4 separate regions of the Homo sapiens genome follow, and regions 2, 3 and 4 are each linked to region 1. The links are chromatin contacts, found by Hi-C or POLR2A ChIA-PET in ENCODE. All regions are on one chromosome and are shown on one strand. The core of a region is the stretch at or near the end of the contact, and the rest is flanking DNA. Distances in the headings are between cores, read along the strand shown.

Region 1 (2,702 bases), core at 71-2,570:
GACGCTTCAATTTAAGGATAAGAATGTTTACTCACATAACTTAAAGCAACTTGTGGATATAAGTACAAAGACCTAATCGATTTCCTTTATTTTGGTATGTTTCCTAATTCATTTCCACATCACAGCCTAACTCTTCCGAGTTGCAGTTTTAAAAATGAAGTTACTTAATAAACCAGACATCCAGTTATATTTGCATGTTTTGCCTTCACCAGAGTCATTTAACCTACAACCTCCTTCCAGATACAAAAACCTTTACTTTAGAAAGGATCCTTTACTTCATAAAGGAATTTAACGAAGGGACACATTCCTCACTTTACAGTCAAGAACACCTGGGACTTCCTGGTACTCTTTCTACTATGTATTCTATAAATAAAAGAGCTAAAGTGAAATTAGGTCGCAGCGAAAAAACATCCAACATTTGTGAATTTTAAGCCCCAACAGAAAATCCCATTCCTTGAAATTCAAGTGGCAATGAGAATATTATTGCATAAGGAAAATATAGATGGAACTATGCAAGTCAAATGATGGTCTCCACTGCTGTCGCTTTGCTTTGTGATTTTTAATTACTCAATGTGACTCTCCTCGTGTAAATGGGACCGCGAATATGCAATTATTGAATACTCAAACTGCATCAGAAGTGTGTGGAGTAGTCAGAACCGAAAGGACGGGAAAAATGGAGATAAAGGAAAGCATGAGCCTTGCCAGGAGGGAATCGAGGAGGTCCAGAAGGAGGGATATTAAGAGGCATTGGCAAAGCAGCTGTGGAGGAGCTCCGGGCTGCAGAGCAGGTAGAGGTGTCGGCAAGGGAGCCAGGAACCCGCACAGGGGCCCTGAGGCTCTAGTAGGCCGGGGAGTGGACCAGGAAAGGAGATGCAACGGGCCGGCTGGAAAACTGCACGGGGAATCCGAGGTCGACCTAATGAACAGCACAGACCTTCCAGAAGGAAAGAGAAGGTGACTATGCGAGCTTAGAACAGGACTAGGAGGTTGGGGAAAGAGTACGAAAAAGCTGAAAGGGCGGACAGGGTGCTGACGAGATGGGAAAGGGCGCACAGGGAGGTGGGGAGCAGTGCGAGGCCGGGGGACAGTGGGCAGGTGCGAGGAGCCGAGCCCGCGGGCTGGGGCGGAGCGATTCGCGCGGGCGGGAGCGCCGCTGACTCAGGGACCTCGCGCCAGCGGAGTCCGGGCGGCGCAGAGAGGCGGAGCCTCGATTGCGCGGGCGGGCCGAGGGGCGGGACCAGCGCCTGACGCGCCCGGAGGCCGAGGCGGCCGCGGGCCGGGAGGGGCGGCGGCATCCGCGGCGGCCGCGGGGGAGGGGCACGGCGTCAGCGCGTCGCCGGCTGGGCCGCGCCGGTGGCCAGGAGGGAGAGACAAGGAGGAGGAGGAGGAGGAGGTGAGTAGGCTCCGGGCTGGGGAGCCGCGCGGGCCAGCGGGGAGGCGGGGAGCGCGGCCCCTCCCCTCCCCTCCCCGGCGCCCGCCTCGCGGGGCCGCGCTGCGCGGAGATCCCAGAGGGGCAGCAGCGGCGGCTGCGGCGCGGGGAGCCGGGGGCGGGGGGTGTGGGGGAGGCGGAGCTGAGAGCCGCGCGCTTCCCGGGCGCACGCGCTGCGCTCCCTGCGCCGCCGTCCGCACCGCGCTCGGAATGGGGCGTCACGCCGTGGCATTTTGTGCCTTCTGCAAACTGGTCGTGTTCGAATTGCGTTTTTTTGGTGCCTACATGTCGTGCGTGCTGGTTTTCTGCGGCCCGGCGCTCCGCTTCTTCCTCGCGCAGGCTGAGAGGACGGGTGGGGGCACGTCGCCCTCGCGCGGGAGAAGGGAGGCCGGGCGTCCGGGTTGGCCTGAGTTGGCTGGGGTGCTTCGCCGACCACCAGGCTGCCCGGCGCTTGGCCCCTTGCAGTGCGAGCCCCAGGCCTTCCTGACGGAAAGCTTCGCTTCTGGCTCCTAGTCGCCCTCAGTTACCAGACCTCCCCAGCGCCCCACTCCTCTCTGCCAGCCGAGTGTGAAGACCCTCACTGTGCCCCCCACCCCGGAATCCCTCGTCTGAGGATTAAGCACATAACTTCCCATTTTCATCGGGATCCAGACAATCCCATTCTGTCCAGGTGGAAAGATTCTCTGAATTTAAGTCTTGGGAATGCAGCAGCGAAATTTAACCTTTAGTCCCGAAGTAGTTTTTTTGCCTTCTCTCGCACATACAACTTTTAGAGTCTTCTGACAACTGTGCTGCTTTAGGTTATCTTGAGATTCTTAAGTTAATGCCTTGAGGCCGTGTGATGGGAGTTTCAAAGAGAAGGCTTTTACAGCTTTTCTTCCACCTGTATCGCAGTTTGAAATGGAAAACGTGAGTTGATGATGATTTTCCATACGAGATGGATTTCAGTTTGCAGCCCCGGCTGCCGTGGCTCACTTGGTTATTTGGTGCCTACCCCTGAAGTTGATTTTAAAGCTTAAAATAGTGGTTAGGTAAAGGAGCTGCTGAAAAAGAAGTTCAGTACAATTCAATAGAGCCATTCTATTGGCTTCTATTAACGTGTTTAACCTTAAGCTTTAACCATGACAGGAGTTTCATGTAGGAACCCACATACCAAGTGAAATATTGAATTTTAATTAGTGCGTTCCAGGTCTGACTTGGATTAGATTCTTCTCGGCTCCCACTCCCTTTTGGTATACATTTTCCTTAGGGTCCTGTACTGTATTTAATGAAA
Region 2 (2,702 bases), core at 78-2,577, 370 kb before region 1:
CCTTCCTCATGTTGTTTTAAATGTCAAATATAGCCATTAGTCCTCTTTAAATGGTGGATTTTATTTTTGTAAACATCCAAAGTTTATTCAGAGCCAAGTTTGATGTTAAATCGACCAAGTCTTCTTTTAAATAAAAATAATTTTGATCACAAAACAATAAAATTTAGTTATGTGAAGAATAAAAGAATAAATCCAAAGAAAATTACAATAAAAAGGGACAAAAAGTTTTGAACAGTGGCAAATATCACTGGGTTAAATGTAGTTTTCCCAACATGACTACCCTGGAGAAGATGACATCTTTCGGTAAGTTTCAGATGCTTGCTAAAATTATATAATATTATTTGCCCTCCTATTTCAGTTTCCTAGAAAACTGAACTCAACTTATTTTATCCCGTGTTAAACAACAATCAAAACAATATAATCAGGATACTGTGTAGAAATTTTTTTCCTAATTTATGGCACCCAAATAAACACAAAAGCACATCAACCCATTTCACATTGCTCCAGAAATACGGATTTTCTTTGTATTTGAAAGCAATGTGTCACAAGAGCACAAGACATGGAATGTGATAATCTGAATATTAGACCCTAATTTGCCACTTACTGCCTGTCATCTTGAGCCAGTGACTAGACCTCCATGAACCTCAGTTTTCTCATCTTAAATTTGAAAACCATTTACAACCTTGCACAAGTATTGTGAGGAGCGGCTAAAAGTCAAAAAAAAAAAAAAACTCAAGTAGAGTGCCTGGCACTTAATGAAAACCTAAAACATGGTGACTTCTATGATAGTTGTTACCATTGCACACCAATGTGCTTCACTGAAGCATGAGTTCCTGCAGGACAAGTGCCATGTTTCAATCATGTCATCTTGCTGAATATAACTAAAATTCAAAATTGGAAATAAAAAGTTGAAGATTTTAAATTGAGTTTATTATAAAAATAGTCCAGGGGCAAGCATGATCTGGTTTAATTTATACTATACCCCAGGTTCACAAGCAATCAGGAAAAAAAAAAGAATATCATTACATATTTTTAAATACCTGATTTCTTGATCTAACCTTTTCTTGCTCTCTTCAGTGTTTAAAGAAGCTTCTTTGTTATCAATGCAAAATTATTTCATTAGAAGTCATCACAAACTAATCTTAAGCATGTGACTCTAGCCAAACTAGGTAGATTGAGTGGATAATGGAGCAGAAGTCATAGGGTAGCTCCAGATGGGGAGGTGGTGGGAGGAGAACTTTGGATAGGAAGAACACTAAGCCACTACTTCTATAATTCTTGGTAGCTGCAGGGGTGTGGGCTTGGTAAGGGTGGTGGAGCACTGAAGCAAAGTCACACTTCCCCAAACACAAACTCAGTGGGGTGAAGTCTCCTTTTAACCTGCCCCAGACACAAACCTAATGGTTGGTCCCCACAAATCAACCATGAAAAATGACTCGCATAGCTACTTAAAAATCATACAAATAAATTAATAAATATCACTTATCATTTTATTTTCCCATGAATTTCCTTCTTTTCCTTACACTCTATTTTTCAGAAATCAGAAGACTCTGAAAAGAAAATAGCTCAAAGATGAGACAATCTTAGGCTCAGTAGACAATTTACAAGCTGTCCTTTATGAATCAGAAGCAATTGCTATAGCTGTATAAATTTAAAGGCAGAAAGACGGACTGTCTCTTTCAGTGAATCTTTTACTACCAAACCTAAGAAGTTTATCACCACCCTATAACAACCAACAGTCAAGTCTGCTGAACCTTGTTGGATGTCTAGTCTACACCAAAAACAGAAAAGGAAATTGCTACAGGTACAAAGTGCATGCTCCACAGAATGAATGATGGTGCTTATGGAGCCCTTCAAAAGGATAAACAACAAAATACAATATATGCAGGTATCTTCAACTCTTCGCCAACAGAAAAAGTTCTTGTAACTGCTCACTGCTGCAAATTACTAGTCATACTTCTCAAGTACCCAGTTACAAAGAACACAAACAGTACCTTCAAGTTACACATAGGTACCCCTTTTTTAGAAAAGTTTGCCTTGTCATGGCACTTAGAGAAGAAGTTAGATAATCGTATTTAAGAGAATTACAAACAAGGAACAGAAACTTTGGACTTTTTTTTAATCTTAGGTTGGAATCCCATGACCCAAGATTTTGCAAGTCCTGAAGGAAATTCAGCTCAGGCAACATAGAGTCTTATGATACATTACCCTGCAAACTCTTAGTAGTTAAACCTCTGATTCACAAAGAAAAATAAGAATACCAATAAAACAGAATCTCAGAATTAAATAGAAAAGGAGAAATACACAGCCCAGCCCACCTGATAGTTCATTGCCCTCTATTCTCTAATCTTATAGTTTGGGACCATGCTCTTGTAATAATACCTCTCATCTTTTATTTATGTATCTCTGCCCTCCAGGCTGTGAACTGCTTTAGGCCAAGGACCAAATCTTATACTTCTCTGTTAACCCCAATTCCTGGCACAGAAATTGGCCCAGATTAGATAGTTGGTAAGCATTTATTGTATAAATAAATAAAATGGTGACTAAAGCTTAGTCTTTATAAAGGGTTTATCTGTGAATAATAACACATTCTGCAATTCGGCAACAAATGCCATCATGATAAGTAAATTTAGCTAAATCTTTTACACAGAAGCAGATGGCTAGGCTGTCTTTCCTTTCCCCTGACCATTTTGACATTTTCC
Region 3 (2,702 bases), core at 66-2,565, 340 kb before region 1:
TGATCATTGCCAATCCTCATTTGTGTTTCTGACATTAATTAATTTTGGCTTTTTTAGCATATATGAAAAAAGATTGGAGATTCTCATGAATAAAACACTACAGTGGCAATACTATTTCAACCAGAATTCCGTCTCCTTCCATCATTCTCAAGCATAGATTACCACTTTTTAAAACTATTCCAACTAGGAAATATTTATGTTTGATAAAACTAAAATGTAAACATGGGTTTAAGGTGCTTGCCTAGCTTGCTTTCCTATAACAAAATATCTGCTGGTTTTCAAAGTTATATTGAAACAGTATGTTAAATTCAGTTCTGACAGCATATAAAGATACTGGCTTTCCTAGACACATAAGCAAAGTCTTTTTATGAGCTCATAAAGGCTAGACTTAAGGAATATTTAAGTAGTGGATAATTCATAGAACAATACGATATCTTTAGTCACTCAGCTAACATAGAGGGCAACCACAATTTATTCTTCTTAGAACTTCCTCTCATGTTTTATATTCTTAGGAGGTGAAAGGTATTTAGAAAAGACCTAAATACATTTTTTTATTATTATTGAACTATCAAAGATGTGCTCTCTTTGGGACTCCCTCCACTTCCTCATTCTGTGTATGTTAACCCACTTCAGAGACCATGGTGAAATGGACCCAAAACACCAACTTACTATTTGCATTATAAATGGAGACACAAAAGAATATTTTAAAACTTTTGGTTGATCTGGCATATCAAAGATTTCTTTCTCAGCTTACTTCAGTGAGTGCATTGAAGTAAACTGAAAGCAATAGCTTAAAAGTGGCTTTAAAAAGTCATAAAAAAAAAAAAACCGGCTATTTCCATGGAAATTTTCAGTTTACTCTCCGACCCCCCTCCCTTTCAGAATCGCTTCTTTCTTACCCTCCTCTTTATTTGCAGGACTCAACAAGGAGGAACTCTGGAGTTTTCTGAATTCAAGTATTAAGCTAGCTCTCACTGGAGTGCAATCCATTTTCCTTGCCTTGTCAAATTTGCACTCAAACTTCCAGCAAACTGCCTGACTCTCCTTTTCCCCCCCTCCCTGAGCTAATTACCAACACGCAGCTTGGACTCTAACCAAGCACTTCGCCATGTCGGCCATTTTCCTCTGCTTTATAAAGTTTGCAGGAAAATTACAAATCAATAGAGTGCTTACCTGAGAGTTCATAGAAGTGAGGCTGATGAAATTTAAACAAGTCGCCAGATCTCAACAATCGATACAGCTTTTCTTCCCCTTCGACCTTCATAGGTCTGCTGTTTTTATTTTCCGTTTTCAAGATGGAGGCCAGGGTCTTCCTAAGAATCATGGGAAACTTGAAATGGGCCACAGGTGAATGGCATTTCAAAGCTATTAAATAACCGCTGAACATGGGCTCCTGTGAATTGAGCCTGGGAACAGTCTCAGGTTGCCACGTTACTAGCAGTGCCGTGTAAGAACCAGGACACATTTTTAGCATTAGCTGGGGGGAGTTAAGAACTCTTCATGAAATCAGAGAATTAAAAAGTGTAGGCCAGACGCAGTGGCTCACGCCTGTAATCTCAACACTTTGAGAGGCCGAGGCCAGCAGATTACTTGAGGTCAAGAGTTTGAGACCAGCCTGGCCAACATGGTGAAAGCCTGTCTCTACTAAAAATACAAAAATTAGCTGGGCGTGGCGGCAGGTGCCTGTAATGCCAGCTGCTCAGGAGGCTGAGGCAGGAGAATTGCTTGAACTCAGCAGGCAGAGGTTACAGCGAGCCGAGATGGCACAACTGCACTCCAGTCTGGGTGCCAGAGGGAGACTCCATCTCAAAAAAAGTGTAAAATGTTCACAGAATATGAGCTTTTATTATGAGAACATGATGGGGAGGGCATTGTACTTTAGTCACTAAATTCTTAGAAGTAAAATACACACTACTACTACATTTGTCTAGGCAATAAGTTTTCTCTAATATGAAAAAGTTATGCCCATATTTGACTATTTATCATTTCAAAGTATCGTTTTCACCATGTCCTCTTTGGAGACGATATCCTATCTGCCTCTCATTTTACAGTGTTTGAATATTTAAGCTAATTTTATATAATATCTGACGTGTCTACCTACAAAAGTATCCTGAATTTTGCTTTTTTTCATATTTTATCATACTTTATACTGATCAAAAAATAGTTCATGTGGGAAAAGGTATCTGCCTCTCTGTTTACCCAAATAGATATTAATAGTGTTGATAGACTCTTACTACAGTCCTGTCATAATTTTTTTTTTTAAAACTTCTCATCTTTCTTTGAAATGGCAAAACTTCTTGAATATAAAGAGTTGAGGATGTAGAACTCTGGTTATAATTTCACAACCTATTTCAGTATTACTCTTTGGAAATACATACAATCTCAACACCAAACTTTGAAACACCATCCCTCCACACACCCCAACCTCCAAAAATAGAAAGAAAGAAAAGAAAAATAGTACAATCTCTTCACAGATTCAGTAAAATAATATTAGCATTAAATTTTGGATAACACTGATGAAGAGAGATGCTAACACTGACATTTAACAATATGGAGCTTATTAGACCAGAGGTACATTTCTCCCTCATTAAGTTAAGAAATATAGTATGTAATCATTTTAGTTTTACAACAAAATCCATTTCTTTAATGTGGTTAGATTTCTTGATTTGGGTTTGCAAAGTTACTATCTACTCCTGAACTGT
Region 4 (2,702 bases), core at 93-2,592, 260 kb before region 1:
CCTCCTTTATGGGTTGCCGCTTTCACATGATTTTCCTTTGATGTGAGATTTTAAAGGCTAAGGACCCATTCTCCATTAAGCCTTTGGCGCTGGAATTCTCCCATCTAGGAAGCCGCTGTGTTGATGGCCCAATCATTGACTTTAGTATGTTGAGGAACCTTTTTACATACAGCTAATCATGTGCATTTTTAAGTCTTAATTTACAAATGCATCCAGATACATTGACATAAGGCCGATGCACACCATCCTGCCTCCCTGTCTACATCACTAATTTGACAGCATGAAAGTGTTAATGCTAATTTTATTTTGAATTTCCTAATTAAACATTTCTTTTATCCTGGACAGAAAGATTTATCATAGATTATTAGCAAATTACTCATCTTCTACTATTAGAAATAGTTTTAATGAGACCATACCTACTGGGAGGAAATAAGCAACTCATACCCACTCCAAGCACATGCAAATTGTTGCCATGTTTTCCAACTCGCAACTTCTAGAAGTCAAGTCTATACCAAGCCTAAAAAAGAAAAGCCCGCCGAATGCAGTGATCACGACATTCACATTAACAAGCATTCTAAATTCACTGTCTTCCAGGTCAGAGTTAACATAGTAATTTCCACTCAAAGGACACTGGTCATCAAATCCAACATCCTTTTATTTTATTCAAAATAAAAGGACAAAAATGAGATATAAACACAACTTAGAAAGTCTATGAGTTCATTTAAGAAGTGCTATTTAAGCTGTAAAGGATTTCCTGTCATTCTGGTTTTAAATAATTTTATAATATTCTTTTGTTCTTGGGTTACTCTATATCCAAATAATCATGTATGTAAATGACTCAATACAACAGTAGATGCCCTGACAATGTAAACATTATTGTTTATCCAGAAGCATTATATGTTCATGCAAAAAAAAAAAGTGGCATTAAAAGCTTGTGGTCAGATCAAAAAACCACAACTGTAATTGTTTATTTATATAACTTACCATTACTCTGTAGTGTAAGTTTACATTTTTTAAAAATTTCTAAACGCTGAGTTAGTCTTAGAAGAGTGAAAAATGCATGGTTCGCCTAAATGATTAAAGACAAACAACTTAGGTCTATGCATGCAGCAAAATGCTTTAATATGGAAATTATTCATTTTGCCCAGGCTTATAGTTTTCATTTTTATGCTGCCCTTGAAACTCCATGATAACAGGGCCATTCAGTGGAATTTCTGCATTTTTCTCTTCAGTTCAGGGCAGCTGGTTTCTTTCCTCTCGAAGCAGAAAGCTAAAGTATATTTATCACTCTAACAGTGACTCAAAACAAACAGGAAGTCTTCATCAGCCGGCTCCTGGGCATAGCTGATATTAGGTACTGGCAGAAAGGAAACAGAGACCTCATTCTCTGAGAGTCCGACAGAATGTACATGCAGATGCAGGCGATAACAAAGTTAGGGATGCTCCCAATGACCACCATGTTCTCCCAGGATTAAGTGCTCTTTGCAAGGCTCGCCAGCTTTCAGAGTCTGTGAAAATTCCTCAGGAGTTTTCCTTTCCATTGCAGTGTGAAAGAGAAGTTTGAACTGGATACCACGAGCCTTACAATCCTTGTGAACCTATGCGCCAAAGGAAACCTGGGAGGGAGCTATTCTGGGAGATTTGGCTTTGATCTGGTTGCTAGGAAAAAGCCCTGCTTTTGTCTGGAAGTATTCTGAATGGCTCCTTCAGTCAGAATGAGGCCTGCAGGTCACTGTCTGAATTAAGTGAAGAGGATTTTTTTTAACACTAAAAATGAAGTTGTCGCTGTATGCCATAATAAAGCTGGAGAGAGTAGATCGTGCTGCTGAGCAATGGTAACGGCTCTTTGCTACAACCTAAACTCCAAGGTATACTGTGAAAATCACTGAAGCGTGCTTGCAGATCAAATATATGCAAATATTGCTCAGTGGCACATATGTTCCTAGAGACCTTTGCCTTCACCTCCTTTTCAAATGAAACCTGTTTCAGATTCAAAGCCCACTTTGTTTTTATTAATACAAATGTTCACTATCAAACCATTTTTTTATCCTTACTAATAGAGAGGTTATACAACTCACACCTAACTTTTTTCAGCCAAACCAAACTCCAAATGGATTGCACTGCAAACTACTGATACTAATGCAAAAGTATTAGGCAATACACTTTGGGGGGTCCTTTCAATATTTTCTTTTTTATTTGTCAGCTAATCTCTTTGTTTATGGTAATGTATGTACCTTTGTATAAGGACTTTACAGCCATTATCTAATCTTCACAGATCCTGGTGAGGTAGAAAGGGAGCAAATCTTATCTCCGTTCTACAGATGAGGAAACAGAGATGAAGGAAGGTTGAGTAACAAGCTCACATTTTAAGTGGTGCATTCTGTCCAGATGAAAAAAACAAAAAAAAAAGACAGTATGGCACGGGCTTTGTTTTTCCAGGAGTGAGGCTAGATTTTCACCTACCACCCATCTGTTCACCAGTCCCCTTAATGACCGGCATTTCCCAGTGACTGCACACTTTCCACACAATCTGTTGAGAAAACACGCAGCAAACTGACCCACATGAGGATCAAACCCTTGACCTTGGCACCACTGGCATCAGATGCTTGTGAACTGAGCCACAGACTGAAAGCCTAATTGCCCCCAAGTAGAATGGGATCAATTCCTCCCCTTCTCAATCATTCTGGAAAAGAAAAGAAGGG

What was found. A loop is a pair of places that touch in the nucleus more often than their neighbours do. ChIA-PET counts read pairs that join two places held with the same protein, here RNA polymerase II (POLR2A). Pooled maps may share reads with other maps.
Region 2: a loop to region 1 is called in a map of OCI-LY7, with 3 times the contacts of the local background. The contact joins the enhancer-like site here to the promoter of QTMAN in region 1. A Hi-C loop is called at or near these places in 2 of 168 maps with a recorded cell type or tissue (B cell and OCI-LY7) and 5 of 50 pooled maps. POLR2A ChIA-PET finds 5 or more read pairs at or near these places in 2 of 52 experiments (K562 and OCI-LY7).
Region 3: a loop to region 1 is called in a map of PC-3, with 2.5 times the contacts of the local background. The contact joins the promoter of TEX41 here to the promoter of QTMAN in region 1. A Hi-C loop is called at or near these places in 2 of 168 maps with a recorded cell type or tissue (PC-3 and natural killer cell). POLR2A ChIA-PET finds 5 or more read pairs at or near these places in 2 of 52 experiments (Panc1 and activated T-cell).
Region 4: a loop to region 1 is called in a map of endothelial cell of umbilical vein, with 4 times the contacts of the local background. The contact joins the enhancer-like site here to the promoter of QTMAN in region 1. A Hi-C loop is called at or near these places in 6 of 168 maps with a recorded cell type or tissue (K562, OCI-LY7, PC-3 and 3 more), 1 of 37 single-sample maps with no recorded cell type and 5 of 50 pooled maps. POLR2A ChIA-PET finds 5 or more read pairs at or near these places in 2 of 52 experiments (both activated T-cell).

What each region holds. Positions count from the first base shown.
Region 1 is chr2:144,331,130-144,333,831 of GRCh38, reverse strand. It overlaps QTMAN (queuosine-tRNA mannosyltransferase), which reads left to right and starts at 1,320. Exons shown (of 12, transcript NM_001376312.2): 1 at 1,320-1,393. RefSeq lists an enhancer at 687-1,264 and a silencer at 1,046-1,645.
Region 2 is chr2:144,700,841-144,703,542 of GRCh38, reverse strand. All of the region lies in intron 1 of TEX41 (testis expressed 41), which reads right to left. Among named protein-coding and RNA genes, the nearest start is that of TEX41, 34 kb to the right of the region's middle. Within about 2 kb of position 1,327, at least 4 of the 41 ENCODE cell types and tissues checked have a DNase peak (open chromatin) inside an H3K27ac peak, as active enhancers do; they include OCI-LY7, where a contact is called at or near this core.
Region 3 is chr2:144,666,580-144,669,281 of GRCh38, reverse strand. TEX41 (testis expressed 41) reads right to left here and starts at 1,315. Exons shown (of 5, transcript NR_033870.2): 1 at 1,174-1,315.
Region 4 is chr2:144,595,056-144,597,757 of GRCh38, reverse strand. No RefSeq gene overlaps it. Among named protein-coding and RNA genes, the nearest start is that of TEX41, 72 kb to the left of the region's middle. Within about 2 kb of position 1,342, at least 7 of the 41 ENCODE cell types and tissues checked have a DNase peak (open chromatin) inside an H3K27ac peak, as active enhancers do; they include OCI-LY7, PC-3, endothelial cell of umbilical vein and 1 more, where a contact is called at or near this core.